Regions from separate parts of the Homo sapiens genome. Here region 2 is linked to region 1. The links are chromatin loops, found by intact Hi-C in ENCODE. Cell type or tissue: chondrocyte. All regions are shown on one strand. Each heading gives the region's core, and the rest is flanking DNA. Links, peaks and the distances in the headings are about the cores only.

Region 1 (16,745 bases), core at 3,079-11,078:
TGGCTTCTCTCCTGGACTTACTAGATGGCCATCTTAAGACTCTGAATAGACAATTTAAATGTATTTAAATATATTCTAAGCTTAAAGGGCCAATGCCTAATAGTACAATGGAAGTCTTAGAACTCCTTCAGCCTCTGGATCTCTAAGGTTTTATTCTTTTGTTTTGTTTTGCTTTGTTTTGTTTTTCTGAGACAAGGTCTCAATCTGTCATACAGGCTGGAGTGCAGTGGGTGTGATCATGGCTCACTGTGGCCTCCCACCTCAGCCACTCAAGTAGCTGAGACTACAGGTGCACACCACCATGCCCAGCTTTTTGTATTTTTTTTTCTTTTTTGTAAAGATGGGATTTTGCTATGTTTCCCAGTCTGGTCTTGAACTCCTGGGCTCAAGTGATCCTCCTACCTCGGCCTCCCAGGTGGCTCACATCTGGCATTACAGGTGTGAGCCATCACAACTAGCCTGATAACATAATTACTAACATTGGTATGAATACTGTATTAGTCTGTTCTCATGCTACTAATAAAGACATATCCAAGACTGGGAAATTTATAAAGAAAGATGCTTAATTGACTCACAGTTCAGCATGGCTGGGTAGGCCTCAGGAAACATACAATCATGGCGGGAGGGGAAACAAACACATCCTTCTTCACATGGCGGCAGGAAAAAGAATGAGCAAAAGGGGGGAAAGCCCCTTATAAAACCATCAGATCTCGTGAGAACTCACTCACTACCAGGAGAACAGCAGCATGGGGGTAACCACCCCCATCATTCAATTACCTCCCACTGGGTCCCTCCCACAACACATGGGGATTATGGGAACTACAATTCAAGATGAGATTTGGGTAGGAACACAGACAAACCATATCAAACACACAAGTATTTTTGCCGATGTTCTTACTCAACCATTACCTGATTATTGAAAAAATAATACCAGTGTTTTTAAATCCAGGGTCTGTATATTAGTAGAAAAGCTCTAGCAGTTATATTCTCATGTTTTTAGAGAACATTATTCATTATTATATTACCTGACTTCCTACTATGGTTTCAATCTGTCCCCAAAAGTCCATGTGTTGTTAATCCCCAATGCAACTGTGTTAAGAGGTGGGATTTTTATGAGGTGACTAGTATTGTTAATGCAGGAGTGGGTTCGTTATTGCAAGCAAGAGTGGGTTCCTTTATAAAAGCAAGTTCAGCCCTCTCTTGCTCCTTCTCACCCTCTACCATCTTGCCTTCCGCCATGGGATGATGTAGCAAGGAGGACCTTCCCAGATGCTATATCACACAGCTAATTGGGAGGCTTGGGACTTGGGCTCATTTCTTCTAGGCACAAAGTTTTAGAATGTCCATTCCTTTACATCACATTCTCCCCTACCTGTCCAAAAGTTAGAGGGAAATCAGAGCTGAAAAAGGCAAAATCTCAAATCCATTCCTTTCTTCAATATTTTTTATACTCCATATCACCTGTCTCAAGAGTTACCATATCAAACTCACCTTTCTTATTACAGCACACATTTTGTTATTGTGATATTCTATACTACTACTGTTGTTTCCACTGCAGCAAGGTAACAAACATATACAGAGGTACCTGGCTGTATATGACTTTCACATAAGTGGGATTCTATGTTAAATAATAAATCAGTTTCTCACGTTGCAGAGGCAACTCTAGAGAATGTGGTTGGATGAAATTTTCTGAATAATTCATTCAGGTCTAGTTTACATTGAAGAAAAAGAGGTTTAGGGTACTTTTCCTTCATTGCCATGAATCTTATTTCTCTCTCTTTCTTACAACACACCCAACTAGGTCTTGTCATGCCAGGAAACAAACAGCTACAAAAGCTGATTTTTTAGATGTAAAAGTTAGTAATGATGACCCAAATTAACTTCGATAAAACACTATCTTCTACTGGAACGTAACTCTTAAACATGACTTATACTGAACCAAACTGCCTAAAATATGGAAGAGTGGTGTTGTTTGGAGATTTACTTATGGGTCATGTTATTATTTACTCTTAAGATATAGAAACCATGTAAGCACAATTATGATAGAACTATCAATTAGTGTTTTCTACCATTGCAAAGGGAAATAAACTAATTGAGAATAAAAAATAGGCATGATTATTTTATTATGTGTAGAATTTTAATTTTGAAGGGCAATTTATGAAATATTATTAGTCACATGAAAATTATTGAGAAAAAAATTTAAAACACAACTCATCTATATTAGACCATATCCCTGAAAATAAAAAACATTAAACATTAAATTAGACACATTTATATAAAACCGGCAAAGATAAGCATCTCAAAAATAGTTAGGGCTATGCACAGAAAAATATTAAATCTCATAAACATGAGGCAGATTTACTTCCCCAATTGTTTTGATGAAATCCTACCTTGAATGATGCATATTTTAATACAAACAAATAGTAAGGCTTAGACTCATACATGAATCATAACAAATGAAGATCCTAATTCTCTTAAGTTTTTTGAAAATTTTTGAATTCATACCATATCTACTGTTAACTTTGATTTTACCAAGATGAAGCACCTCCCTTAGGTTATCCAGCAAGTAATTAAAATTTCATGAGATTATCAAGCTTAAACCACATTTCAACTTTTCTGACTACATTTCAGCATACTATATAATGGCATAGGAAGTGAACTAAACTTTAGACTTCAATGTGAATTTATTTTCACAAAATTACTTTAAAGAGGACAATGCCTAAACTATCACTTTAAAAGCTGAGTTCTGTTTAAAGACAAAAATAAAGACATGGCTCATTCATTAAGTAAACATTTATTTAATGTCTACTGAGCAAAATACTGTACTAAATATTGTGACTCCTGCCCTATGACAATCAAAGAAATAAGAAAAAAAAATACAACTTATGGCCGGGTGCAGTAGCTCACGCCTGTAATCCCAACACTTTTGGGAGGCCGAGGCGGGCAGATCACTTAAGGTCAGGAGTTTGAGACCAGCGTGGCCAACATGACCAAACCCTGTCTCTATTAAAATATAGAAATTAGCTGGGCATAGTGGCACATGCCTGTAATCTCAGCTACTCAGGAGGCTGAGGCACAAGAGTCACTTGAACCCAGGAGGTAGAGTTTGCAGTGAACCTAGATCACACCACTGCACTCCAGCCTGGGCAACAGAACAAGGCTCTGTCTCAAAAAAAAAAAAAGGAAAATAAAAAGACAAGTTAGTAAATACAAAATTATATAGTACAACTGAATACATAAAAACAGAGGTGTTAAATAATAAGACTAACATAACTAAGAAATGCTTCCCTAGAAAGATCATTATTAAATCAACTAAGACATTTTCATAGTAGAAATTACACACAAAAAGGAAAGAATTAAGAGATTCAGCAAATATATTTTAAGTGGAAGCCTACATTGGGGAACGAATAAGATAAATTTGGAGAAGACTGTAAACCCAATTGACAGACTGATTTTACATTAAACATAATAGGAAATAATAACATACTATAAATGCTTGGATAATAGAAAAGTGAAGAAAATGTTAATTAATGAAGGTGTCTCTTTCATATATATATGTAGAATGAACTATATCAATGGAAATAAAACCAGCAAAACTGTTGTTGCAGCTACCCAAAGGTAAATGATGAAGTTCTGTGTTAGTGTGGTTGAAGAAGACATGTGACAGGCTGGGTTGTTGAGGGAAGTAAAATCTACTCTTGTCTCTTTGGAGCCAAGGTTATTACAAAATAATAAGAATAAAAATAAGCCAAAACATTCCTGAGCTACTAGCAAAATTAAAGGCCTAGAGGTCTTGAATGTATGACAGATGAAGAAAGTCCCATAGCTGTAGTTTCAATGGTACATAGGAAACTCTGTTACTCCCATAAGGTACCAGATAACCATCCTAGAACTGAGTAAAAGATTATTCCATCGATTGCCTCCAAGTTGGTACACTGGATTGTGGATCCAATTTGACATAATGCAGATAAAAAGTTCAAGTATTACAAATTTGAAAATGTGCTTTTAACATATTAATGTTACATCTTATCTTTGATAGAAGATCTTTGTGATACTATTATTCTGAAGTAGGAATTAATCCTTAATTCCTAGTAACCTTGTGAACAGGAGTCACAAGGATTGTTATATCATAAATTCTTGGCTGGGCGCGGTGGCTCATGCCTGTAATCCCAGCACTTTGGGAGGCTGAGGCGGGTGGATCACGAAGCCAGGAGATCGAGACAATCCTGACTAACACGGTGAAACCCAGTCTGTACTAAAAGTACAAAAAATTTGCCGGGCATGGTGGCGGGCGCTTGTAGTCTCAGCTACTCGGGAGGCTGAGGCAGGAGAATGGCGTGAACCCAGGAGGTGGAGCTTGCAGTGAGCGGAGATCGCGCCACTGCACTCCAACCTGGGCGACAGAGCGCGACTCCGTCTCAAATAATAATAATAATAATAATAAATTCTTGATGTAAGCATAGTAAAGGCAATAATTACTCTTGCTCAGGGATTGCTCATGCCATCTACATACTCTTAATAGACACTCTTGCCCCCAACTTGAGGAAAATCAAACAGGTTATACAACTCATGTGGTCCTTCTTAAGTGTCAACCCACAACTTGGTCATAAATTACAGTAGGCAGGTGACACATACAAGTCACAAATAGTTTTGTCACATCAAATTTTACTTTTGTTCTACTGAAAATAGGTGGCAAACCTGCAGAATAATAAAAGAAAAGAAAAAACAATCAAACTAGCAATTAAATTTATTTTAAAGAAAGAAATAAGTTGGAATTATTTACAATTTAATAATGCTACATGACGGCAGATAGCACACAGTCATAGATTTGTAAAAGGTGCCTGTCACCACACACACAAAAAAAATCACTCACACTGACTATAACTTGTTAAATAAATCATGTCTTTAAGTCATTAATATGATCAACAAATCATCAGGAACACGACAAGGAAAAAGCTGAGCTTCTGTTCTTAATGTGAAATGCAGTCCACCAAAGAGACAACCAAAATAACTAAACAAACCTCTGTGCTGACTGATGGCATTTTCAGACTCCTGAATAAATAGGAAATGTCCAAAGCGCACGCACACACACACACAAAAGGAACAATCCCGAGACAAACCTGGCTGTAAAATAAGTGTGGAAGCAAAATGATAAATTCGGAGGTATTTTTTATTTGAGAGACATCCCGAGTGCTTATATTGCATCACCAGTGAAGGAAAATGAAATGTTACCAGGATCCGAAAAGGAGTCTCTGAACAGGGTGTACACTGAATTCCCCTTTAATAAAAAGAGAGCAGCTCTAAACAAAATTTTTTTTTAACTTCCAGAAAGCCAAATTAAAAACAAAACAAAACAAAACAAAACAAAAGAAAGAAAGAAAAGAAATGGCTTTACCCACAGTCCCATGTCTGGGACAGAGTTCTTCTACCAAGCCATGCAAAGTGTCCAAGACAGAGGCCACCCACCACGCATTCCCAGACTCTTAACCGTGTCACTCCAGAAACCGAGAGGACTTGGATTTCCAGATTGCTAACGTGATCTGAAGGCACTCAGTACACGTTTCTGTCTGGGCAGGACCAGTTGAGCCACTTCTCGCCTTATCAACTTCCAATAATTGCCACACTGTGTGTGCAACCAGTAAGTGAGTGGCACATGGAGTCTGACCTGGCACTCCATTCACACACTTTGTCTGATACTACTTTCATTGTCTGGGCTCTTGTTTTTGGAGAAGAGCTGCCGAAAAGTATCACCTTTTCCTCTATCACTAACCTTTACCTTTACCTCTATCCCTAACATGGGATGCCGAGGTGCAGAGGCACCAGCACTGCCCTGCCATCACTCTAGTGGATACGGACCCGATTAGGCGTCCTTCTTCCTTCTGCCCACACCAAGGCCCCCCAGGCCGCGGCCGCTCACCGGGAACCTTCCCAGGGGAGCGGCGGAGGGGCGAGGCCATGGTGCGGGGACCTGCAAGAGGGCCCTGACCCTGATAGAGAGGGGCCGATGGGCGGCCAGGTGGGCCTGCGGGTTTACCTTGTTGAGGTGAGGGTTCCGTGTCAGCAGGTAGCCGCGCTGATGGGTGTGGCGGCGACGGGGGGCTTCGGGCTCCATGGCTGGCGCCGGGTTCGGCGGCGGGGTCAGGCCGGGGCGGGCCGCACGCGCGGTGCAGGCGGCGGATGCTGCTGGGGTGACGGTGCTGACTGCAGCTGTGGCGGCGGCGGCCGCACTGGGAAAGGCCCAGCGGCTGGGGGCGGGCGTGGGTGGCGAGAGGGGGTGGACGCGTCGGGAGGGGCCCGAGCGAAGCCGGTGTCCCCAGCAGGGCAGCCTGCGAGAAGCGCTGAGTCATGGCAGGAGATCATCCGAGCCGGCGTGTGAGGAGGAGGAGGAAGAGCGAGTCCTGGCAGCGCTGCTGGTGGCGGAGCGGGGGTGGCGGCCGGAGCCCTTGGCTCCATAGGGCCTCTGCCCACCATGGGCTTATGATCACCGCTGTGGTCGCCTCTCTCCATGTGGGCATGCCTAAACGCAGTGCACTGGGTGGCTCTGCTGACCCCAGAGACCCAGGGCGGGGGCAGGGAGCGGGGAGCGTCAGGCCAGGATCCCCCTGCCCGGGAAGGCTGGAGAAAGTGCGAGAAGATGCCAGAAGGTGCGAACCTGAGCGGTTCAGGCAGAGCCGGCGGTCGCTCAGACACCTAGGGGGATTACAGGACGGAAGGACTCGTGAGGGGTCCCCAGAACTGTTGACAGAACACCTCGACAGGCTGAGGAGAATCAGACTCGTCTCTCCTGTCTTGTTAGCGTCTTGGAAGCCCTCTTTCTACAGATCCACAACCTTCGCCGTGCCATCCAGGATGCCGGCCATGCCCGGGGCCCTGAGGCCGGAGGGAACCAACCTTGACCCAGAATGCCGAGGCCCAAGGGAACTGGGAGGAAGCCCAGAGAGGAGAGCTCAGGCGCCACACCTGTCAGTTTCTACAGATTTTCCACCGGAATTGTATTTGAATGTCAATAAGATAAGAGTCAAGGTGTTAGGGTGCAAAGGCCCAATGAACAGTCCTGTTTATCTTGTATATTATTTCTCTGGGAGTTCTAGAAACCTGATGTTCAAGAACCACTGCTCTCTCTGAATAATGATGAGTAAGCAGTCTTTCAGGCCTTCCTCCCAACCTCAGGTGATCCGCCCGCCTCCGCCTTCCAAAGTGCTGGGATTATAGGTGTGAGCCACCGCGCCGGGCCATTTTTTTATTGTTTTATTGATATTTATGCTTGGAGGTTCATGGACTGGAGGAATAGTCAGATCATAGCCAAAAGGAGTGCCTGTCTGATAAAAATAAATTAATAGCAACAGACACTAAAGCCTTCTGTGCCCCAGTTTCCTTTTCAGTTAAATAGGATTGCTAGTTTCTGTCCCATTTGTCTCTGCATACTGATATTACAAAGGATAGTGTTTGAGATTATTTGCTGATTTTATATCTCCATATACTAGACACACATCCAATCACAGTGTTTTCATTTCTAGTTATGTTAACTTTGCCTTATCAGAAAGATTTCTTACAGTAATTGTATTTTGTCCGTATTTACATTTAGAAGCTTCTTTGACCTCGCCTGAATTATCTAGAATTCGTTGTTTTTATAGAGAATATTTTCTAGGCATCACAAAGTTCTTTTTGAAAAAAATCCTTGAAGTTAAATGACACCTTTCATTGTTAATTCTATACTCCATAAATACTCAATCCTACAACATCTAAGAAAAAGGTGTACTTTACACAACTCACTCTCCTGAATTAACTGAGACACATTACAGTTAGGGTGTTTTATGTGAGAGGAAACAGTTTAACAGCTGGCATGGGAGCCAATTCAAGCTGCTTAAGAAGAAACAAAAATGTTAGTACAACAGACCCTTATTATAATAAAGTACTTATTACATGAATTTAGATATACTACCTACCTGTTCCTGTTTCTGAGATTTAATATCTACAGATAGGAAAAGTGTTATAAGTACAGGGAGTAACCCACAAAGAGTATATGGCCTCTCCCTCAAAGGCAACATTACAAGGGGATTACAATATCCTGCCAGTAGTAGGTAAAGTTCACATCTTTCATCTGTATGTTTATTTTAATTATTAAAATAACCGCCGTCATCTTGAATGAAACAGGATAAGGCCTAGCTGAAGAAGCCATTTAGTACATTCATATGTAGTTCCAAGAATACTAGAAAGAACCTATTTTTCTACATAAATGTTAGCTAGAATATCAAAATTTTCAGTCTTTTTTAAATAATAATCTCATAAGGTTAGGTTTTATTTCCAAAAACGTAGGAAAACAGATGCAGAGAAAAAAACTGCTTTAATTTGCCTTGTAACAAACTGTGGTTGCACTGTCACTCTGAAAGCAATTGGTAATGTTAAGAATGGGTATCATTCACAAATTAAGAGACTAAAACATAGATTTCTGTTATACACAGGTGAGAATGCCATCAGTCAAAATCAGATTTTTCTTTCCCAAGTTATAGTTTAGCACACAAAGAGCTTTTACAACATAAAATATGATTGTAATAGATACTCTGATGTAATGTCAGTTGAGATTGCAAGTATAGAAAATTCAGGAAATAACTCTTAGTACATACAGCAATTCTAATATTTTACTTTCATGAGATAAAAAAGATTAATAGAAAAAATACATATCTAGGTGAGGATTTATAATATTAACTAAATGATTCTGTATTTCTTCACACAAAAAGCACACTACTACTATGTCTTCAAAATCTAGTGTGCATTTTATAACACATCTCAATTTAGACACCAAATTTTTATCAGAAATTTGATCTGTATTTCAATTTTATAAAACTTACATTTGCAATAGTAGACTCTCATACCTAACTTGTTGCAAATATACCTTAAAGTTTTCCAATGACTAAATTGAGTATCTGTTTTATATTTAAATTAAAATCAAATACAATTTAAACTGAGTATCTCATTTGCACTGGCCACATTTCAAATGCTTAGTAACATGCCAGTGACCATCGAATTAGAGAGCACAAGTCTAATCCAATGCATTTGGGCCCTTAATTAAATGTTTTAAATAAATAAAGATCAAATATACATACCTGTGTTATTGTAATGTTCATACAGATGTTGTTACATGAATCGCAGAGTAACTCAAGTTATACTACCTTATTAGTTTCACATATATAGCTATTTATAACCGTAAATGCATGCAACATACTGATTTTCTTTACAAAGCACTGATTCTTTTCCTTCTTCTCAGATAGTCAACCCAGTTGTTTCATTCCTCAAACCATTTTGTTAAAAGTTCACATCCCAGTTGATAACATGGCATATGGAATAAAATTCTAAATTAGTAAAACTGCATTTAAATAAACCTTCTGAAATTCAGATGTCCACATAACTATTGTACTTCAAGACAGCAAACTGCTGGAGAAATTTTGCACATACTCTCAACATTGCTGCCATTATTTTCCCCCCAACAGAGTCTCACGCTGTTGCCCAGGCTGGAGTGCAGTGGCGTAATCTTGGCTCACTGCGACCTCCGCCTCCTAGGTTCAAGTGATTCCCCTGCCTCAGCCTCCCTAGTAGCTGGGGTTACAGGAATGCACCACACATCTGGCTAATTTTTGTATTTTTAGTAGAGACAGGGTTTCACCATGTTGGCAAGGCTGATCTCAAATTTCTGACCTCAAGTGATCTGCCCGCCTCAGCCTCCCAAAGTGCTGGGATTACAGGCGTGAGCCACAGCATCTGGCCAGCTGCCATTATTTGAAATGTTTCTCAGTTCCTCTTTTGGAATTATTTCTTATTTACTCTGGGTAAACACTATACCACATTCTTTTAAGAGCATTTTATTAGTTTCAGGCCAGGCATTGTGGCTCACACCTGTAATCTCAGCATTCGGGGAGGTCAAGGCAGGAGGATCACTTGAAGCCAGGAGTTCAAGACCAGCCTGGGCAACAAAGTGAGACCCTGTCTCTACAAAAAACTTGAAAAAAAAAAAAATTATCCCGGTGCGGTGGCATGCACCTATAGTCCCAGCTATTCAGGAGGCTGAAGCAGAAGAATTGCTTGAGCCCAGGAGGTCAAGCCTACAGTGAGCCACGATTGTGCCACTGTACTCCAGCCTAAGCAACAGAGCAAGGCTCTGTCTCAAAAAAAAAAAAAAAAGATTATATTAGTTTTACGTCCACAGGTACCAGGGATTAGAACTTCAAAATATCTTTTCAGGGGACACAGTTCAATCCATAACAAGAATGAAGTCTAGAATCAGACTGACTGGGTTTGAATCTTTCCAGCCCTGTGTCTTTGAAAATCTTATTACCTCGGGGCCTCAGCTTCCTCATCAGAAAAATGAGGATATTAAAAGTACCTGCCTTTTAAAGTTGTTATGGGGATTAAAAGAGGTGATTTTTGTGTATTTATTCAATAAATATTTACAGATTAACCTACTATGTGTCAGCCCCTGATATACGCCCTGGAAGATTTATAGTGAATAATACAAATTCTCTGTCATCTAGAAATTACATCCTACTGAGATAATAAACAAGCTATACTATGTCATATCATATAATACAGATAGACATGTAAAGCACTTAGAACAGTGCCTGTCCCATAGTAAGCATTCAACAAATGTTATTCCTTTCCTTCCAGATCTGGTTCATCTTATGAAGCCATTCCCCATTCCCTCACATTATTTCCCCCTTAATTTATTCAAAATGTTTCTTGAACACTTCCTCTATGCCAAGCCTTAGACTAGGCACTGGTATGCAAACATAAGCTTATGGGGAGAAACAGCCAATACACAAGTAAAGAAGTAGGTAATTATGAAATCCGAACTGTAAAAGAAATGAGTGTGCACTTCAGCAATTAGCAACATGAAGACTGATATTTTTGAATATTCATAATGTTTTAAATTGTATTTTTATTGGTATTTGGGATGTCTTGTGTTTAAGTACTTGAAAATCTCTCTGAATGGTAGAAGTATTCTTTCAAATGTAAATAAAAGATAGCTTCAGTAACACTTCGCTTCTATGTTCATAATAAATTTGCCCCCACTGGGGATATTCCCAGAAATACTTCAATTTTGAAGGGGGAAAATACTCATTTAGACAGATAATAGCTGGTGTACTTGTCAACAAGGCATTAAAGTTAGTAATCTAGAATATAGACTTTGGACTAAGAGTTCCTGGGCTCCTGTTCCAATTTTGCCAACTTTGTCAAGTTACTTACCTCCCTTTGTCTCCTCCAATGATTTATCCTCATCATAGTAAGCCCTACATGGGTATTTGTCAAATGAAAACAAAGACAAAAATAAATCAGGTGCATTTCTCTGTATACTTACTTACATCTTTTAAAAAGAAAACGCTATCAATCACTAAAAGAAATTCAAATATTGACCAGGCACGGTGGCTCATGCCTGTAATCCCAGCACTTTGGGAGGCCGAGGTGGCAGATCACCTCATGTCAGGAGTTCAAGACCAGCCTGATCAACATGGAGAAACCCTGTTTCTACTAAAAATACAAAAATTAGCTGGGCATGATGGCACTCTCCTGTAATCACAGCTACTCGGGAAGCTGAGGCAGGAGAATCGCTGAACCTGGTAGGCGGAGATTGCAGTGAGCCAGGATTGCACCGCTGCACTCCAGCCTAGGCAACAGAGCAAGACACCATCTCAAAAAAAAAGAAAAAAAAGAAAAAAGAAAATAAAGAAAGAAATTAAAATATTCTAAGAATATAAATTTTACTTACAATTTTAGCAATTACAGGTTTTGGCTTTAGAAAGTAGAATTAAGTGACTAGACAAGGTTAAGTATTAATCTTGTAGAATTAATTAATATTGTATTGGATTTTTCTGTTTGTGTTTTTTACTCTCATATAACAAAGTAAAAATTTTCTGAAACTGCTTGTTTCTAATTTTCATGTTTTCCCAGCTATCACCACAGTATACCTTCTACAAAACATCATTTCTCTATCTAGGTCAGGGGTCAGCTATCTATGTATGTCATGCTAAAGCTTGCCACTAGTGCCTGTGCCAGTCCAAACCTGTTCTCTAGGTTGAAAATGGTAGAGCTGTTCAGATTCTACAAGAAGAAAGGAAATTATGTCACTCCCAAATTAGGAAAAGCTTATGGGATATTTCAGCTATTTATCAGTATGTAACACATTACTGCAACATTTAATAGCTTAAAACAGTAACAATCATTACATTATCTCTCATGGTTTCTGTGCATTTGGAATTTGAGAAGGTCTTAGATTGTTAGTTCTGGCCCAGGGTTTCTCATGTCGTTGCAGTTAAACAGTGGCTGGTAAAAGGGGGTGAGGGGTGGCCATGCATGCTCTCTCTGTCTCTCTCTCTCTCTCTTATCTCCACCCTCATCTCTATTTCTATCTCTCAAGTAGTCTCAGGCTCTCTACATATATGATCTTTTATTATGGGCCAGTTTGAGTTCTTCACAGCATGGCAGCCTCAGGACAGTCAAAGTGCTTACCGGGAGCTCGAAGGCTTTCAGAGCAACCATTCCAGGGAAAAGGACAGAATGTGCCTTTCCTTTGGGTGACCTAGCCTTAGAGGTCACATATTGTCACTTTTTTCTTACTCTCTTGATCCAAACAGTCATAAAAGCCTGTCCCAATTGGAGGAGTGTCAAAGTTACGTGTAAGAAGAGCTTGTATGATAGGATAAATGTTGCAGCCATTTGGAAAATACAGTCACACACATGGATGTATAAAGAAACCTGTTTAACTGTTTGTTCCCAACACTTTTTTATGTCACTTTTTTAACTCATCTGAAATAAGGAGAGGGTGGTGCACTTGATACGGACAAATTCTTGACACCAATATAAAATGTGCATAAATAAATAAGTTGAGAAAAACTTAGCCGGGCATGGTGGCTCACACCTGTAATCCCAGCATTTTGGGAGGCAGAGGCGGGCAGATCGCCTGAGCTCAGGAGTTTGCTACCAGCCTGGGCAACATGGTGAAACCCCATCTCTACTAAAATACAAAAAATTAGCCAGGTGTGGCGGCGGGCGCCTGTAGTCCCAGCTACTCGGGAGGCTGAGGCAGGAGAATTGCATGAACCCGGGAGGCGGAGGTTGCAGTGAGCCAAGACCATGCCACTGCACTCCAGCCTGGGTGGCAGAACGAGACTCTGTCTCAAAAAAAAAAAAAAAAAAGAATACCATATTAAAAATAATACTGGACACTGAATATTGAATGGATGGAGAATTTTCTTTATAGAGAGACAGTGTGTTGCAATGTTGCCCAGGCTGGACTTGAACTTCTGGCTTTAAGCGATCCTCCTACCTTAGCCTCCCAAAGTGCTGGGCCACCACAAGTGGCCTGAAAATTTTTTCAATTTGGAAAAATCTGCTTCCAAACTGTTGATGGTTTGTTTCCTTTTGTAGTTCTGTAATGTTTGAAGTTTTCAAAAAAAAAAAAAAAAAAAAGGTATCTATTACTTTTACATTCAGGAAAAAAAAAAAAGATCACTTAACAGTTGGAACATACCCCAGGGGAGGATATAATGAAAGCAATATATTATAAAACTTTAGGAATCACACTATTTTTTCTTTTGTTCCAAAGTTAATTTGAGATGATGATCTGGCATCATACTTTACTACCTTCCTGCAGTGTGGATACCTTAAAATCTCTGACTGCTTGCCAGTAGGCACTGAAGCCAGCCACATAATGCAACTCTGAATTAGGGAGGGTAAGTTTCAGAATACCTTATTCCACCTGTGTGGATCCACCCTGCTATCCTTACTTTGAAAAAGCCAGACTAAAAATAAACCAAAATGATCTTAAAAATTAAAAAGTAAAATTTTTAAAAACTTTATAGAAAGTTTAACTTTTTTTGTAACAATATAGATTGAATTTATTTAACCCAGACCTACCTAAAGAACAGATTGTCATATAACTTATTTAATAAATAATTGACTTTCAAATACAACATGATGCTAATAGTAATTCGCTAGGCAACAGTATTACGTGGCTTTTTACTTCTCAGTATTTTTCTACATATTTTGAGAAATTTGATGCTAGAGTTAGAGAAAATAAACATTTAATATTTATTTTTGAGTAAAGTTTTACAAACACAAAAATATAGTGGTTCAAAAACTATTAAAACTTCTCTTTGGAATGCCTAGCTAATTCTTGCTTTAAAATTGGCATTAGTTTCTGGTACCGTGTTAAATTATTTGGCTTCTTATCTCAAACAGATATATTTTTTTAAATGAATAAAAAAAATCACACAGACAAAAGAGCCTTATCAAATTGCTTCATTTAATTTGAATAATCTAGACAGAATATTCTTTGTTTTGGAGATCAGGTCAAAACACAAACTTTTTTAATTTGTTAACTTTGTTAACCACTCTAACTAGTGGTTAACATCCAATGACCTGCCAGAAAAAGAATGAAGCCAGCGTTAAGCACAAACTATCAATCTGTAATGTCACCAGACACTTGGCATTTCTAATCTAGTTCTAAGCTGAAGCTCCTAATTTAATGACAAAGCTCCACATTTTCTGGTTCTTGGAAGAGGGAGAATGTGTGCATGAAAGGTTGTACTCAGGAGAGTTATACAAGAGATTCATTCATGATAGAGGGAGAGACCTGAATGAAAGCACGTAGGCCAGAGGAAATTTAGAGTGTTAAAATGCATTTTGAAGACATGGTCCAATTCCTGAAGAGAAACTGGGGAATCTTTGGGCAGGAGGGAAAAAAATCATGTGGATTTGGAAGGAAAGTTATTAAGTCACTTTGGGGTTTTGACAATATCCAAGGTTTTTGTACTTGTTATCCACACAAATCCATTCAAGACTTCCAAATAAGAGTGGAACTTAGATATATAATCATGTCGTCTGCAAACTGGGACAATTTGACTTCCTCTTTTCCTAATTGAATACCCTTTATTTCCTTCTCCTGCCTAATTGCCCTGGCCAGAACTTCCAACACTATGTTGAATAGGAGTGGTGAGAGATGGCAGCCCTGTCTTGTACCAGTTTTCAAAGGGAATGCTTCCAGTTTTTGCCCATTCAGTATGATATCGGCTGTGGGTTTGTCATAGATAGCTCTTATTATTTTAAGATACGTCCCATCAATACCTAATTTATTGAGAGTTTTTAGCATGAAGGATTGTTGAATTTTGTCAAAGGCCTTTTCTGCATCTATTGAGATAATCATGTGGTTTCTGTCTTTGGTTCTGTTTATATGCTGGATTACATTTATTGATTTGCATATATTGAAACAGCCTTGCATCCCAGGGATGAAGCCCACTTGATCATGGTGCATAAGCTTTTTGATGTGCTGCTGGATTCGGTTTGCCAGTATTTTATTGAGGATTTTTGCATCAATGTTCATCAAGGATATTGATCTAAAATTCTCTTTTTTGGTTGTGTCTCTGCCCGGTTTTGGTATCAGGATGATGCTGGCCTCATAAAATGAGTTAGGGAGGATTCTCTCTTTTTCTATTGATTGGAATAGTTTCAGAGGGAATGGTACCAGTTCCTCCTTGTACCTCTGGTAGAATTCGGCTGTGAATCCATCTGGTCCTGGACTCTTTTTCGTTGGTAAGCTATTGATTATTGCCACAATTTCAGCTCCTGTTATTGGTCTACTCAGAGATTCAACTTCTTCCTGGTTTAGTCTTGGGAGAGTGTATGTGTCGAGGAATTTATCCATTTCTTCTAGATTTTCTAGTTTATTTGCGTAGAGGTGTTTGTAGTATTCTCTGATGGTAGTTTGTATTTCTGTGGGATCGGTGGTGATATCCCCTTTATCATTTTTTATTGTGTCTATTTGATTCTTCTCTCTTTTTTTCTTTATTAGTCTTGCTAGCGGTCTATCAATTTTGTTGATCCTTTCAAAAAACCAGCTCCTGGATTCGTTAATTTTTTGAAGGGTTTTTTGTGTCTCTATTTCCTTCAGTTCTGCTCTGATTTTAGTTATTTCTTGCCTTCTGCTAGCTTTTGAATGTATTTGCTCTTGCTTTTCTAGTTCTTTTAATTGTGATGTTAGGGTGTCAATTTTGGATCTTTCCTGCTTTCTCTTGTGGGCATTTAGTGCTATAAATTTCCCTCTACACACTGCTTTGAATGTGTCCCAGAGATTCTGGTATGTTGTGTCTTTGTTCTCGTTGGTTTCAAAGAACATTTTTATTTCTGCCTTCATTTCGTTATGTACCCAGTAGTCATTCAGGAGCAGGTTGTTCAGTTTCCATGTAGTTGAGCGGTTTTGAGTGAGATTCTTAATCCTGAGTTCTAGTTTGATTGCACTGTGGTCTGAGAGATAGTTTGTTATAATTTCTGTTCTTGTACATTTGCTGAGGAGAGCTTTACTTCCCAGTATGTGGTCAATTTTGGAATAGGTGTGGTGTGGTGCTGAAAAAAATGTATATTCTGTTGATTTGGGGTGGAGATTTCTGTAGATGTGTATTAGGTCCGCTTGGTGCAGAGCTGAGTTTAATTCCTGGGTATCCTTGTTGACTTTCTGTCTCGTTGATCTGTCTAATGTTGACAGTGGGGTGTTAAAGTCTCCCATTATTAATGTGTGGGAGTCTAAGTCTCTTTGTAGGTCACTCAGGACTTGCTTTATGAATCTGGGTGCTCCTGTATTGGGTGCATATATATTTAGGATAGTTAGCTCTTCTTGTTGAATTGATCCTTTTACCATTAAGTAATGGCCTTCTTTGTCTCTTTTGATCTTTGCTGGTTTAAAGTCTGTTTTATCAGAGACT
Region 2 (16,745 bases), core at 3,608-11,607, 210 kb before region 1:
ATAAAACACATTGTTTCATTACTGACATAGACTATGTGGAAATTCATCTCCTCTTTCTGCTCCCAGTTATACCATAGAAATAATCCCTTCTCCCAATGAAATCTTCACTCTCTCTGTCCTGTCAATGCCAAACTCTCTGACAGAGTGGCTTATATTTTATTGCTTTCCTAATTCTCTGCCTTCTGAACCTCCTGTACATCTTGAAATTTCTTTTGTAAAAGTCTCTGATAACTTGTTAAGTACCAAATAAAAGTCTGCATCTGTTTTTCTCTCCAGGATTTGGCTGTGTTGGTCACAATTTCCACTCCCATTCTGAAATTGTCTCTTTCCTAATTATTGACATGCTGCTCAGTTTGGAGTCTCTTAAAATCCTGACCACTTCTCTTCTTAACTGGCATCTTTCTTCTGTCTTCTAGACAGAATAATAAACTATATTCTATTCTCATTTTTATTTCCTTTCTATACTTGCTTTCTTGGCAACCTCACCCACTCCTAGATATTCACCAGTTACCACATGCAGAAGATGCCCAGGTCTTTTATCTAGCCTCTCTTTAAGTTTCAGTCATTTCTATCTACTTGATAAAATGGTACATTTGAATGTGCCATTGATACCTCAAACTTGCAGTCCACTTACATGATCTCCCTCTCTGAAGTTGGTTCTTTGTTCTAGTTTCTCAATTTCTGTGTATGCACTCTGTATTCTTCCATTATTCTAGGTGTGATATCTGAATCTTTTGGCACTCCCCTGCTGTCCCCTGCTTTTTTTCCCCTCTAATCATAAGCTAACTCTTTTTCATTTAAATCTCCAAAATGAACTTAAAATGATAATATGCTATTCAGTATATTAATAGTTTAAACTACTTAAAAACTAGCAGATACATATTAGTAGAATATATGAACATACTTTTTCATAGATAACCAAGCAGATTATTATGTAAAGGTTTTTAGAGAATTACTTCTTTTTTTAAGAGACTGCCTTCAGTCAACGAGATAAATAATGATATGTGACTCTTAAATGGTGTTGTTTAGATAACTTGCTAATAGCTTAAGCTAGTGATTTTCAATCTGGAGCAATTTGGCCCCCAAGGGGATACTTGACAATGTCTGGAAACAGCTTTGGTTGATACAACTGAGCAGATGCTACTGACATCTAGTGGGCAGAGGCCAGGAATGCTGCTGAAGATTGTACAATGCCTGGGACAGCCGCATGATGGTTATTGACCCAAAATGTCCACAACGCTGAAGTAGAGAAACCCCAATTTAAACATATAACTACTGTCATGGCTAAACTGTGTTCCTCCCACCCCAAATTCAGTGTTGAAGCCCTAACCACTAGTACCTCAGAATGTGAGTGTATTTAGAAATAGGCCTTTAAGGAGATAATTAAGTTAAAATGAGACGGTTAGAATGGTCTATAATCCAATTTGATAGGTGTCCTTAAGAGAAGAGGAAATTTGGACACACAAGCGTGTACACACACAGAGAAAAGGCCATATGGGGACACAGAAAGAGGGCAGCCATCTGCCAGCCAAGGAGAGAGGCCTCAGAGGAAACCAAACCTGCAAACATCTTTATCTTAGACTTCTAGCTCCCAGAATTATGGGAAAATAGTTTTCTGTTGTTTAAGCCACACAGTCTGTGGCTTGAATATTTAAAAACAGTTACTACATAACCGTGGTATGTAGTTATCCCAGCCCAAGAAAACTAATACAATTACACTGCAAAAAAAGTCCACTTATCTTCCAGTTTAGTTACAGAAAATTTCTCTGCCTTTGGGTTCTTCTTGGCTAACTCCTTCAGTAGCTCATCTGCCACCCAAACAGCTTTCAAGTTCTTTGACCTCTTTATTTTGCCTTCCGCCCAGTATTATCAGTTGTGATCTGTCATTTATGATGCCACACATCATAGTGACATGGATATGGAAGGTGGTTCAAGGTCTAAATGTTACTCTAACATATCTGTAATATTTTGGTTAATTATCACTAATGTGATATAGAAAAGAACAACTTTAAAAAGGTGAAATGGGAGAAATCTGGCTGACAGGAAGCCCTAATGAATTATTTAAATTTTAGGAGAAAAAAAGAACGATAGAGAGGGAAATTAATTATTCGGCCCAATACTTCCATTCTTCTCTGAGAAGCAAATGTAGCTCCTAAGCTCTACAGTGTCAGTGTGCCTCATTTCTCTGACTTCTGACATAGTAAGTTGATACAGATATACATTTCAAGGAAGCAGATTTTTAATATTTAAAAATGCATATTTAGCAAGAAAAGGAAGGAAAAATAATGAAGCTTGAACAAGAGTGGTTTTACCTTTTCTGCAATTTTCAGAGAAACATCTCTAATGGTATTCAAAGGAGGATAAAGCCGACCCTCTTCCAAGTGTTTATCTGACACTTGCTGAGCTATAACCTTATGAAAAAAAGAAAGAAAAAAAGTGTTTATACTTCACACGATACAATGTGGTGGGTACGCCAATAACTAAGTGAACGGTTACATATAATGGTCTATACAAAAACCAGTGACATTAATATGATTACCTAATTTCATCCCCACTTCTATCAACAAAGAAATAAGCCCAGAGTGGTGTGGTGGTGGTTGAGATCACATAATTGGTGAAAAAGATGGGAATAGAATCTAGGTTTCCTTTTAGTCCACTTCCTTTTCTATTGTACCATGAAATGCTAGATACTTTCCAATTGATACATTAGGGGAACAAGGGAAAAGAAAAGAAAGAAAGAGGAAGATGATAGAGTAATGAAAATGGATCCTGAAAGCAGAGGAGGACAGCTATCCAAGGCTAAGCATGCCATTACTCCCAGCTCTGAGTCATATTCTTGTGCAGGAGGTAGAGCAAAAGGCTGAGAAAGCTAGTTCAGAGTCTCACTACAAATAGGATTTTAATTTTACACAGACTCTGGATTATCTAAATCACCTAATTAGCCTCAACATTTACTGTCCCCAAACCATTCCCTAGTTCCAAATCAAACAGTGTTAAATTTTGTATTGAACCCTAAGGCAGAGAGGGAGACTCAGTAACCCTGATGTTCTCTCCAGCTCTAAGACTTTGATTAAATTTCTAGATGGGGGCAAATCTAAATCAGCTTATACCTAGGCCTTTGTTCCATGAAAATGTGGATGCAGAGAGGGAGTAGGAAACCTTCCTCTTTTGTAACATTTTAAATAATCAAATACTTATTTTTCAGTATATCTTAATATCTTTTAGATTTTTAAATCATGAAATTATTTCCAAAATATTATTCTTTGCCATCAGCAAACATATATGCACTGAACAAGCATAACACTACGGAGAAGCTTAAGAAAAGTGTTATTGTCCTTGAGAGATGTATAATTTAGTAAGGTAACAGAGTACGGGAAGAAAAAGAGAACGCTGAAAGAGAAGACGGCTTAGGCTAATGGTGAAATGTGGGTGCTAAGAAATCCAGAGGAAGAGCAGTTCTGGAAGGCCTTATAGTGCACAGTGGCTTGAAAGGCAAACCTACAGGAAAGCCTGGAGTTAGACAAACAGAAAGTAGGTAGGCATTTCAGACAAAAAACAGAGTCAGACCAAAGGCAGAGTTGTGTGTGAGCTGGACTCAGCAGGCCCAAGTGTCCTGACCTGGGGGAGCAGAGGGTCTGGGTACAGAAATAAGGACTGGAGCATTATCAATGTCAAAAAAGGAGTTTGGAGTTAAATCCCGTCGGTGACTAAGGACTTCTGACCAGGGACATTTAGGCAGAGGTAAGATGGAAAGGAGAAGGAGGTAAAGTTACTAGTATAACTATTTGTTTGATTAGTATTGCTCTACATATTATACAAAATATTATAACATATAATTGTAGGGTGTTGACCATAATTTTATAATAAACTCATCATTTAACTCATTAATTTCTTGCCTTTGTAACAGGATGTTTGCCCTAGAATTGGTCATCAGGGTCCCAAACTTCAGGACAAAGATACGTTAACTATTCCACACTATCAGGAAGTCACCAAACAAGTGGGGCTTGCCATCTACCTCAGAAAGTAGAATCAGCCCTGCCAACCCCACAAACCACAGCCACCCCCTTCCAGAAGGCTGAGCTAGTGAGAGGCAGGGAAATTTGCTGGAACCATGGTTTGGCCTACTGGGTAATGTAGTGGCTTTTTCCTCCCCTCTTCTTGGTGCATGCTACTCCTTCTTAAAGGCTTATGGTGTCCTCAAGGAAAGACTGGGGGGCATTCTTTTCCCCTCCTCAGCGTGAGCAGTTATAGGTATGTGTACTTAAGCAGAGAAGAGAATGGGAAAGGGAGAGCCAGACAGACAGGGTGGCTGTAAGCTGTATACATTCCCATCAGTGGATCTGGTATGGGTACATGAGTTTCCAAGGTCAAGCGGCCATAGCAGAGGAGGCCTCTGCATCCCTGGGGACCTGAAGAAGTGTAAGGAAGCTAGGCTGAAGCCAGACATCCTACATCAGAGGGCCAGATTTGGACCCTGCCAGAGAGAATTAGTGGAGTTAATAATCGAGTTAATAAAAGAGATGTTTGCCCTTTTCCATGCCCTTCCTTCTTTTCTCCAACGTATTTGAAGAAGTAGTCTTTAACAAAAAGAGGGAGGAGGTTTCTCAGAGTCGAGCCAAACATTTCCCCCCAAATTCCTCAAAGTGCTAGCTTCAGAGAAAGAGTAAAAGAACAGATGGGTTTTCTCTAACTGCTACTGCAGGCCTCTCCTACTGCAGGGAGAGGACATGACATTTGAATTGGATATAACATTTTGAACTGCACAGATGTTTAATTGTTGTTCACTGATGTATTCTCAGCACTCAGAATAATGCCTAGCATATGTTAGGTATTTAATTAAAAGAATATTAAAAGAATGAGTGAACTGAAAGTTATGGGCTCTTACCGAAATGGCACTAAGAGAAACAAGAGGGAGAGCTGGTGGAGAATGATTTAAAACAATGACTGGGGCAAAATAAAACCATTTTATGTTAATTGCTCCACTGAATTGAAACTTTTAAAAAACTTTATTAATTCTTGTTGTTCTGCAAAGGAGATGTGGCAGATTTAAATAATAATTTCTTAGATGTTAAAGCAAAAACTTTTCTGGGTGTCAGGTATTGGTATTTAATTGGATAGAACAAAATGAATAGCACAATGTTAAAAAGATGTCAGAGCATGGTGGTTGAAGGCTCAGGCTCTGGTGTGAGGTAGACCTATGTTTGAATTCTAATTCCATCAATTACTGTCTGTTTTGTATTTGGGCAAATTAATTAACCTTTTTAGACCTCAGTTTTCTCATCAGTAATACAGGACTAATAATACTTCCTAATTCATAAGGATTGAATGAAATAAATGCCAGCAAACAATTTACCACAGACAGTGTCTGTCAGAAAAGTATTCAATTAAACTTAGCTATTTTGTTTTATGTATGTATGTATGTATGTATGTGAAACAGGGTCTCACTCAGATTGCCTACGCTGGAGTGTAGGCAATCTCCCTTAGCTTGGGTGATTCTGCCGCCTCAGACTCCCGAGTAGCTGAGACAACAGCTGTGTGCCATCATGCCCAACTAATTTTTTTTTTTTTTTTTTTGTATTTTTAGCAGAGATAGGGTTTCACCATGTTGGCCAGGCTGGTCTCAAACTCCTGAGCTCAAGCGATCCACCTACCTCAGCTTTCCAAAGTGTTGGGATTACAGACGTGAGCCACTGCATCTGGCCAGCTATTTTGTTTTAAAAAAGAACCAATAGGCAGCCCACATGGCCAAATGGAAGCAAAATAGCTTCTGGTGTCAGATCTGGCTCTACAGTGTATAGATTGTTAGCTATTTGATTTGGGGGCAAGTTCTATAACGAATCAACTTCAAGTTTTTTCAACTATTTATATGACATAATATGTGTATTCCACCTATAAACACCAGGACACTGCTGGCATTCAATTTCATTGTTTCTTCTCTAGGATGTCACACAAATGTCATTTTAAAGAGATTGGAGACAGTCACAGGATAGCTGAGTAAAGAAGAATCATTCTGAATCCTTACTCTCCATGTGTGACTGTCCATGATGATTATCTAAAGGGTCCTCTGAGCAGATATCAGAAAGGAGTGGAGCAAGGCAGATGAGAAGACACCAGCCTGTGATTCAGGAGAAGTGGTGTGAAGATAGGAGGCTGAGATTTGTCTCCCAGGTGTGAACAGGATGTGAGGAGTCTATTCCCAGGATACACTACAGACCACACAGGGCCAGGAGGGCTGATCACCAGAGGTCCAGAAGACTGTCTATAGTGCCAGGAAAGCCAAAAATCTCTTCATGATATAAAAATGTCCAGAAATATTCTTTGAGATTGGTGCTAACCCATGACATTTCTAGTTCCATAAGAGATTCAACTAGTATTTTGACAATAATCCTAACAGTTATTAAATTTGTGGTTGCAAAACAAAATATTCAGAAATATCTCCTATATGTTACTTTTGTTAACTACAAAATATAATCTAGACAAGAAGTACTTTTCTTCTTTTTGGGGCCATCTGGTAGTGAACGTTTGTGGTATTGTATTTATTCCTCTTGCTAAGATACATGACTCATTCTATTTAATCCTATTCAAAAAGTATTTACTAATTTTCTGCTTTGTGCCTAGCATGGTGCTAGATACTACTGAAGTTTTAAAAGAAGTATATGGAAGACTCTCTGTCTTTAAAAAAGATAATCTACAGGCCAGGCGCGGTGGCTCATGCCTATAATCCCAGCACTTTGGGAGGCCGAGTCAGGCTGATCACAAGGTCAAGAGATCGAGACCAGTCTGGCCAACATGGTGAAACCCCGTCTCTACTAAAAATACAAAAATTAGCTGGGCGTATTGGCATTGTGCCTGTAATCCCAGATACTTGGGAGGCTGAGGCAGGAGTATTGCTTGAACCAGGGAGTTGGAGGTTGCAGTGGGCCAAGATCACACCACTACACTCCAGCTTGGCAACAGAGCGAGACTCCGTCTCAAAAAAAAAAGATAATCTACAATTTAGTTATAAAGGCAACACCTAATCTTTTACAATAGGAAGCTCTCAGGAGTGTATCATAACCAGAAATAAAATTAAATGTCAAAGTGTGTAATAAAGACAGTCATGGCTACGGAGAAAGATCAAGATGAGCTAGACTTGTCACAAAAAGATTCCAGGATGTGGTGGTATTTAAGCAGTACCCTAAAGGAGAAGCTTAGATCATTGGAGAATAATTCTCAGGTCTTTCCAGACAGGATAAGAGATAAAGCAGTTACACAGGCATACATATGCATGGTGTGTTTGAAGGCTATGGGATGAGGGAGAATGAAAAGAATGTCAAGCTTCTAAGCTTTGCTGCCTGCTTGGAAAGGGGGTATCACTAATAAAAATGTGAATGCTGACAGTGAGGAAAGATAAGGAAGGCTTTCATAATGTTGTGTTTAAGGACACAGTAGGGCATGTCTGTGGAATTACCCAACAGGCAACTGGAGATATGGAAAAAGATGAGAATAGAGATACACAGATTTGGCCACTACTAGAATGAAGATAATAGAAATGAATGAATGAATGAGATCTTTGAAAGCATAAGAAAAAGAGAAGAAAAAACTGGTAACAAAAAATGAATGCTAGAAAAAAAACTCTTACTTAAAAGGGAGATGAAAAGGAGACAAGGAAAATAATGAGTGGGACATAATTTAGATGATATAAAAAACAGGAATATTGTGTTGAAGCCTAAGAGAAAACCAGTAGAAAGGCCAAGAGATGCAGCCAGAGAGATCACTAGCTATGATAAGAATTAGTGATGTGGTATGTTGACAACACCACATTTTTTTTTTCCTTCAAAGTGTTTTTTGGTAGTGATTATTACTTTTCTTGGAGAGTAAACTGAAAATATTTTTCACGGAATTTGTCACTAGAGGGTGCTAGAGTTATTTAAGAAAGAAAACACTGACTACTGCAGGTAACCAAAACTCTGATGTGCCTATTCTAAAAGACAATGATTACATTTTCCTTAATGCAAAAGCTACTTTTACATGCTCTCTTAGTAATTAGACATCCATTTATGTTTAACAAGATTTTCTGAGTTAAAGAAAACCTGTGACATCAGCTGGCATGCTTTTTAATGCAGTGAAGAAAACGACAGGAGAACATTATTGCTTCCAAGCATCTGTTCTCATAGAATGACACCGGGTGCTAGCCACCAAGATTATGCTCCTTTAGATCACATCAGTAACATAAGAATCTTTGTCTACATTCTTGGGGTTCCTCTTCACAATGGAAAAAATATTTGCAGGATAAAAATATTTGAATATCAATCAAGTTCTTTGGATCAGTTCAGCTGCAAAGGTTTAATCGTAAGAAAAGAAATTCACTCAAGTTTCTCATCCATAAATGGTTACCTGTTCAAATCTGAAACATGATATCAACCTGATGAACATCAACCTGATGATTATCAAAAAGCTCATGATTTTATAAATATATGCCCAATCACCGTATCATCCTGCTGAGGCTTGGGAGGAGGAGGGAAACTGATAGGAACATGCAGCTCATGATATCTCTTGTGCCAGGAATTATCAAAGTCCTTTGTCTCTGACCTAAGAGTTTCATGTCTTCTGTCAATATCTATGAAATTGTGGCTAACTTGTTAGCTTGCAAGTAGAGTAAAATCTCAGATCTTTCACAGTTTCATGACAGTACAAGATTCCCCAGTGGGCCTGCTTTGTGATGTTCTGAGAATCTTTCCTCAAGGCCCAGACAGAGCTCACTTCTCCTATTCTTTTAATGATTTTATAAACAACTAATTTCCTATTTTGATCTAATTTCTGCTTAAATACTAGGGTGGTTTCTGTCTCCTGTACTGAACCCTGAATAATAAACATGTCCACTATACCATATCAGACTTTCACTTTAAACCTTCAAAATGCCATTCATTATTAAGCACTGTTCTCAACAGGGAAATATTTACCACTTAATCATCATTTGGAAACAATTTTGTTTTTGCTTTTTTTTAGGTAACAATCTAGCTCTGTAGCCCAGGATGCAGTGCAGTAGTGCAATCGCAGCTCACTGCAACCTCTGCCTCCTGGATTCAAGCAATTCTCCTGCCTCAGCCTCTTGAGTCAGGGGGGATCACAGGCACACACCACCATGCCCGGCTAATGTTTGTATTTTTAGTAGAGATGAAGTTTCACCATGTTGGCCAAGCTGGCCTCGAACTCCTGGGCTCAAGTGATCTGCCTGCCTCAGCCTCCCAAAGTGCTGGGATTAGGGGCATGAGCCACCACACCCAGCCCTGGAAACAATATTTTTAATTGTCCCATCACTGTCACAGAACTTGATCTGATGTGTGAAGACACAAAAATGTTCCTCTTAAGAAATCAAAAACACAATTTTTCTAATGACTACTGAAGAAGAACCTTTCGTTTGTGAGTCAGTATGAACATGCTACCCACCCCTTATACTCCACTGGGAAGTTCTTCAGACTTTACTTCTTTCAGAGAGTAAGCTGAGATGCTAGATAAATAAAACATTAGACAACCTAGGCTGAGCACACTTGGTATTTTAAACCCTTGGTAAACTTAGAGGATTTTACAATACCTCAGCAGTAGTGAGGAAAATATTATCTGTGATCTGCCTCAATCCACACGCCACAACACCAAGAGCAACTCCAGGGAACACATAGGAATTGTTGCCTTGGCCAGGATATAGGGTCTGTCCATTTGGAAGAGTGACTGGATCAAAAGGACTGCCACTGGCAAAAATTGCACGTCCCTACAACAAAGACACATACAACTCACTTTAAAAAGAAGCAGAATATTTTAAAACAAATGTATCATAACAGAACTACCCCACAGCCTAAATTATAAGTACTTAGAAAGAAGTCTAGTTTTTTATTAACTTGCTAATAAGTCTGGACAAGCTTTTGTGATGTTGTGCAACCAGTTCTGGAATGGGTGATTATTACTATTCTCTGTCTTACTCTTTACTTCCAGGAGGAGCATGCAAAGTACAGGATGCCCTAAGACCATCACTCTATTCTCTGCAGTGGTTCAACCGATAGGCTCATCAACCATTTCTATATAGGCTTCCAATTATAGACATCTGAAGATAAAAAATGATGGGCTAATATTTAAGTATTGAAAATAATGATATTTTAGGTTGGGGTTTAGGAATCGACACATTTCCAAAATAAAAACTGGGAAAATCATATATATTTCTATATTGTAAAGAGTTATGTGGGCTAGGCACAGTGGCTCATGCCTGCAATCCCAGCACTTTGGGAGGCCGAGTGGGGCAGATCACTTGAAGTCAGGAGTTTGAGACCAGCCTGGCCAACATGGTGAAACCCCATTTCTACTAAAAATATAAAAAGTGGCTGGGGAGTGGTGGTGGGTGCCTGTAAGCCCAGCTACTTGAGAGGCTGAGGCAGGAGAATCGCTTGAACTCAGGAGGCAGAGGTTGCAGTGAGCCTAGATCACACCACTGCACTCCAGCCTGGGCGACAAAGCAAGATTCCAGCTCAAAAAAAAAAAAAATAAAAATAATAATAATAATAAATAAATAAAATAAAATAAAATAGTTATGTGGAGAATCACATAGGAAACAAACTCATTGGCAGGAGTAGAATTGGCAAGGAAGAAGAAGATTAAGTTATCAATATTTTTCAACAATTGTCTTCATTTTGCCTAGTATTAATATTTTGTCATAATTGTTTTGAGGAATCTCATGTACTGCTTGCTTTAAAAAGGCATGAACTTGGCTGGGCGCGGTGGCTCACGCCTGTAATCCCAGCACTTTGGGAGGTCGAGGAGGGTGGATGACTTGAGGTCAGGAGTTGGAGACCAGCCTGGCCAACATGGTGAAAGCCCATCTCTACTAAAAATACAAAAATTAGCTGGGTGTGGTGGTGGGCACCTGTAATCCCAGCTACTCAGGAAGCTGAGGCAGGAGAACTGCTTGAAACTGGGAGGCGGAGGTTGCAGTGAGCCGAGATCGTGCCATTCATTGCACTCCAGCCTGGGTGACAGAGCGAGACTCCATCTCAAAAAAAAAAAAAAAAAAAAAAAAAGGCATTAACTAGGGCCTGTTAGGTGCTGCATTTCATATTGCTAATCAAAAGAACATTTGTCTGTGATGGTGAGAGTGGACATCTAGTTGAGAGTATTTAGGCTTCAAAGTAGGAATCAGAAACCCTAAACAAATAAAGCATCACAGTCTAAGAAATCTATTTGAAAAGTCTAAAGCATCAAATCCCCAAGGCATAGTTTAAACGATGACAGAATGGGTTTTAACTTTCATATCTCTTGGATCTAGAGTCTAAATAATGATATTAATATTAACCTATTTTTAGCAAATGTCATAATATACCTTTTAGTTGTTCTTAAAGTTGTATAACAGAAATTCAACCTTCTTTGAGAGACAAAAAGATGAAAATAGATGAGGCAGAAAAACAAATTCTCATCTAGCTGTTTATAAGACACTGTTATGTTTTGCACAGAATTCGGTTTTGTTTTCAGACAAGTCTGATACCTTAAGCTCTTTAGCAGATAAAACATTTTGTTATAAACAACTTTCTAATGTAACTAAATTATTACTTCATATATAAAGGTTTTGGAAAATTATATTTGAGAAAGAGGCCTGTAACATTATATATATATATATATATATATATATATCTCCCCCACTCCTGCACTCCCACTCTTCCTGCCTTTCTATAATCACCATATTTTAAGGAGAAATGTCATTAAATAAATGACAGTACTGTAGCTAGCTAAATATTCTCATATATATATGTTATTAACATGGTGAAGGGAACCTTCCCATACCATTTTTAGATTATATTTTTATGGTTCAATAGTCTTTCTGTATATTGTAACTTAACCTTTCCTATCTTCACCTGTGCCTACAGTAGCAGAAACTCACATCCAGCAACAGGCAGACCTTTCCTTTTTCTCCAATCCTTTAGCCAAACCAGTGTCTAAATTTTCATCCTCAAAATAACTTTCAATGTTTTATGTAGAAAAACATAGAACATTAGGCAAGATGATAAGAAAGAGTTGAGGCATACATTTATATCAGACACATTCAAAGTTTAAAATACAACTACATAAATTTGGCTAATTTTGTTTATGTGTGTTATAGATAAGTCTCTTAACCCTTGAGGCCTGTTGAGATATATTAAGACAAAATAATTAATTAAACACTTGTTTATTATATGCCTAGTAGGTGCAAGGCATGATGCTAAGACTTGGTTGTTGCTGAAAGGACTTTTTTTTCCTTTAAGGATTTAAGGACTACTGAATAATGTGAGGCAAATTCCCCAATCTAGAGATGAGATAAAAATTAAAATCAGTGAGAACACTGATGCCATCCCAAATAAGAGAGATAAACAATGGAGTGGCTCCTTGCCAAAAAGAAAAATCACTAATTCTAGTATTGAGCATTTAAGGATATATGATTAAAATAGAGCCATTAAGTTCCAGTTAATGCAGAGTGACATAGCGTTCATGTTTACCTCTCTAGTTCATTTTGGATTTCTTTCCAAAATAAACATTTTAGATAGATATGACTCAACCTCTATTTTGTTGTAATGATATTTTAAAGTCTTTGAAGGGAAAAAAGGCTCCTTTCAGCATATCAGCCAAATACATATTAGTACAAACATGGTATAAAATAAATCATAGTAAAATGTTGAAGCATTGAGGACTCCTATCCCAGTCTGGCTGGATGTCAAGATAGTTGCCCAAATGTTCCACCCATAGTACCAAAACCCAAACCCAGGATTTAGCAAAGCAAAAATAAGGTTGTGGTTTTACATTGTATGCTTCAGTGTTTGGGAATAGCTAGTTAAAAGCTATTTTAATAAGCCTCTAGAACCAAGCTGCTTCCTTTCTATTTAACTTTTATGTTTAAATCTTAGATATCTATTTCCAAATCACTTGTGGAAAATTATCAGTAAAACATTAAAATATGTATTTTATTTTGTTGAAGAAGAGGATTTATACAACATTCTAGAAAAGGAAATAGTTCTTATCCCTCTGATTTGTGTGCTTTTCTTTCCATTTTGGTTGTATAATTTTTAAACTTAAACAGTAAGCACCTTAGATATCCTAGGCCTCCCTATAATGAATAAAAATTTGATTATTAAAATATCTGTTATAGTTTTACTTTACCTTGGTTATTTTGTAGCACTGCTCTGCAGAACATTCTGCTTTGCTAGTTGGATTACTCAAAGCAAAAATAATAGGCCGTTCATTGAAGGCAGCCATATCTTTGAGAATTTGTTCTGAGAATGCACCACCAATTGCAGCAACTCCTAATGAAGAAATATGAAGCTGGTAATTAACACTATCATTGGTTAATTCACACAAGAAGACCATGCCTCAAATCAATGATATCTATCAGCTCATTTTCTAATAGACCCTAAACAAAATGCTATATAAACTATTTGTATTCAAGTATAGTGACAAAAAGAGGCAAGTTTGTTAATGCCAACAATCCTTACAATCCTTAGGGTCACAAATCTACAAATATCTATTAAAAACTAAAGATAATATTTGGCTTCCATAGTACATTGAGTTAGTTACCAATCACTTGGAAATTTGTATCTAATGTGTAAACTTTCTTTATAAGCAATTCTATGAGTATATTTCAGTCTTGTCAGGCTACAAAGCAATTAAGTTTTATAAACCAACGCTATCACTTAAGACAACCATCTGATTCATCTGCAAAAGTAAAGTACCACCCACTGAAGTAACTTTAACAGAAGAATAAAGCAATTAGCATAATGGAAATGAAAAACAATAAGATTATTGACAGAATATATTTTGTAAAAACAATATTAAACACTTAGTAAAGTTCCTGTCATGGAGTAAGTACTTCTTTTATTGTAGTTATCATCATTATTTTCAACGTTGTCATCTGTTTCACAAGAGCTTGTAGGAATGGAGTATAATACAAGGTAAAAATCAAAATTATATATGCACAAAATAAAGAATAAAGTTTCATAAATTCCTTTGAGTTTTCTAAAACCACTTTAAAGTCTTGCACTGCACATGCATTGTGTAAGTACTGTATTAAGTGCTATAAGGAAAATAAAGATTTGTGAGATGTGATCCCTGTCTTCCAGGAGGGTCTTATCTACTGCAGTATTTCTCAACCTCAGCACTATTGACATTTTAGGCTGGATAATTCCTTGTCGCAGGGGCTGTCCAGTGCACTACAGGATATTTAGTAGAATCATTCCGCTGCCTCTATCTGCTAGATGTCAGTAGCCCCTCCCTTTACTCCCTTCCAACCCCGCTACCCTAGTTAAGACAACTCAAAGCTTCCAGACATTGCCAAATGTTTCCTGCAGGGCAAAAATCCCTCTTATTTGAGAACCACTGTCTATCTGGAGTAATCAAGCCTAGAAAAGTGCTGAACGTGCCAGGTATTAACAGGCTGAGTTAGAGGAGGGGGCCATACGCTTCATCTCAGATCAGTAAGAGAAAGACGACAGGACTAAAGTTAAAAATCTAGGTCTCTACAGGGTACTGTCGCTTGAGCGAACGTGTAGTTTTTTGAATTCAAAAAGGCTAAATTATACCTCAAAAATTGGTAGTAAAAAAAACAATCAGGTCAAAATAAGGGGTAGGGGAGAAGGGAGAGGAGAAAATGCTTACCTATGAGGGCAGTTGGTTTTATTTCTTGAACAATGGCTTCTAGGTTCTTCATTTCTTCATGTTCATGGGCAAACTTCTCTTTCTCTTGTGTTAAGGAAGCACGTCCCTAAGTAAAGCCAGTAAGAAAAAATTAAGAATCTGCCAAACATGTGAGGGTCAATAAATTTCGGTACATATATTACAAATATTTATGCTTAACATTTTTATGTATGATGTGTTACAGCTATTCTTAAAATCTCTTCTTCAATTGTCAGAATGTTATTTCATTCATTCGTTTAACAAATATTTATATGTCAATGTTCTAGGCAATGGAGATGTAACAGTGAACAAAACAAAGTCCTTCATTTAATTGATATTAAAAATCCTAATTTTACAGACATGTGAGAACTAGCATTAACAAATGGCCATGCAAAATATAATTTAAATAATTATATTGTTCGTCACACATTGTGTTTTATAGCAGGTCTCAGAATTTGGAGTTGGCTTCAGCTTTAGCCCTACCAATTTATGCTACTGACTAAGAAAAGAATTTGAAGTCATATTTATGTCATTGTTAGATTTTCTCAGTAAGTATGCATTTTATATGTTTTTGTTTTTAATGTTCTGATTATGAATGCGCCATGTGTTATCTAGTAAACATCTAATTATAATATTCTAGCTGCAAATTTTAAAGATTTGACTACATAATGGATCACTGCCTAATTTTATATGGTACTTGATGACTTACAAGTTGTTTTCACATATTTCATTTGATCCCCTCAACAATTCTGAGAAGCAGGACAAGTATAAGTATAGTCATTTTACATATGCGGAAACATGTTCAGAGGTTTTAAGGGACTTGCTCAAGGCAAGAGATTGTACTAGAACTCAAAGCCTTTTCAATATAGCACAGAATCACCCCGGGCAAAAACTTAACAAATAGTATGTCATAGTCTTTGCAAATTGTTAATAATGAAGATAGTACAATTTTCTTTCTTTAAAGGGTATTATCATTTTATTTCTGTTGCTTTTGTTTGTTTGAAATGAGGTCTCATTTTGTCATGCAAGTTGGAGTGCTGTGGATCAGAGGTCACTGCAGCCTTGAACTCCTGGGGTCAAGGGATCCTCCCACCTAAGCCTCTCTAGTAGCTGGAACTACAGGCATGCACCACCATGCTTGGCTAATTTATCATTTTTTTTTAGAGATGGGGGTCTCGCTATATTGCCCAGGGTTGTCTCGAACTTCTGGCCTCAGGAGTGATCTTTTCGCTTCAGCCTCCTGAGTCACTAGGATTATAGGCGTGAGCCACCATGCCAGGCTCTGTTTTTTTTTGTTGTTGTTGTTGTTGTTGTTGTTTTTAATTTTGTTTTGTTTGTCTTTTTTTTTTGAGACAGAGTTTTTGCTCATGTTGCCCAGGCTGGAGTGCAGTGGCGCGATCTCGGCTCACCGCAACCTCCGCCTCCCGGGTTAAAGCTATTCTCCTGCCTCAGCCTTCCAAGTAGCTGGGATTACAGGCATGTGCCCGGCTAATTTTATATTTTTAGTAGAGACAGGCTCTGTTTTTAAAAGCAATATACTGAATTATTAAAAAATTTGAAACATATGAACCTCTTTGTGCTTGTCTCCTCATCTGTAAATAAGGATAATAAGGACTTCTACCTCATCAGGTTGTTTGTGGGGTAAATGAAATGTAATGCATGTAAAACACTCAGGACTGTACCTGGTTTATAGTAAGAGCTCTATGCTAGTTGTTGTTGCAATTAAAATTTTTGTGAAGAAGAAAAAAATCATAATTCCAGCACTTAAAGTTTTGGTATATTTTCTCCTATTAATAATCTGCTGTAGGCCAGGCGCAGTGGCTCATGCCTGTAATCCCAGCACTTTGGGAGGCTGAGGCGGGCGGATCACGAGGTCAGGAGATCGAGACCATCCTGGTTAACACGGTGAAACCCCGTCTCTACTAAAAATATACAAAAAATTAGCTGGGCGTGGTGGCAGGAGCCTGTAGTCCCAGCTACTCAGGAGGCTGAGGCAGGAGAATGGCATAAACCCAGGAGGCAGAGCTTGCAGTAAGCCAAGATCACACCACTGCACTCCAGCCTGGGCGACAGCGAGACTCTGTCTC

Evidence for each region. Hi-C counts contacts between places; a loop is a spot of excess contacts. Peaks named below come from ENCODE experiments on the same cell type or tissue, not always from the same donor. Only the 100,000 strongest peaks of a DNase experiment are listed, where the experiment ranks them.
Region 2: a loop joins it to region 1, with 2.6 times the contacts of the local background. A loop is called at or near these places in 8 of 110 quality-filtered maps.

The regions. Positions count from the first base shown.
Region 1 is chr6:83,424,843-83,441,587 of GRCh38, forward strand. It overlaps ME1 (malic enzyme 1), which reads right to left and starts at 6,209. Exons shown (of 14, transcript NM_002395.6): 1 at 6,035-6,209. The coding sequence starts at 6,112. RefSeq lists enhancers at 5,423-5,692, 6,313-6,482, 6,425-7,624 and a silencer at 5,913-6,102. In chondrocyte, for the core only: a CTCF peak has its summit at 6,345; DNase peaks (open chromatin) are centred at 5,979 and 6,369.
Region 2 is chr6:83,214,186-83,230,930 of GRCh38, forward strand. ME1 (malic enzyme 1) reads right to left here. Exons shown (of 14, transcript NM_002395.6): 10 at 14,641-14,746; 11 at 13,150-13,292; 12 at 9,575-9,748; 13 at 2,313-2,411. Among named protein-coding and RNA genes, the nearest start is that of RWDD2A, 29 kb to the left of the region's middle. In chondrocyte, for the core only: a CTCF peak has its summit at 7,898 (motif pointing right); no DNase peak of the experiment used is centred there.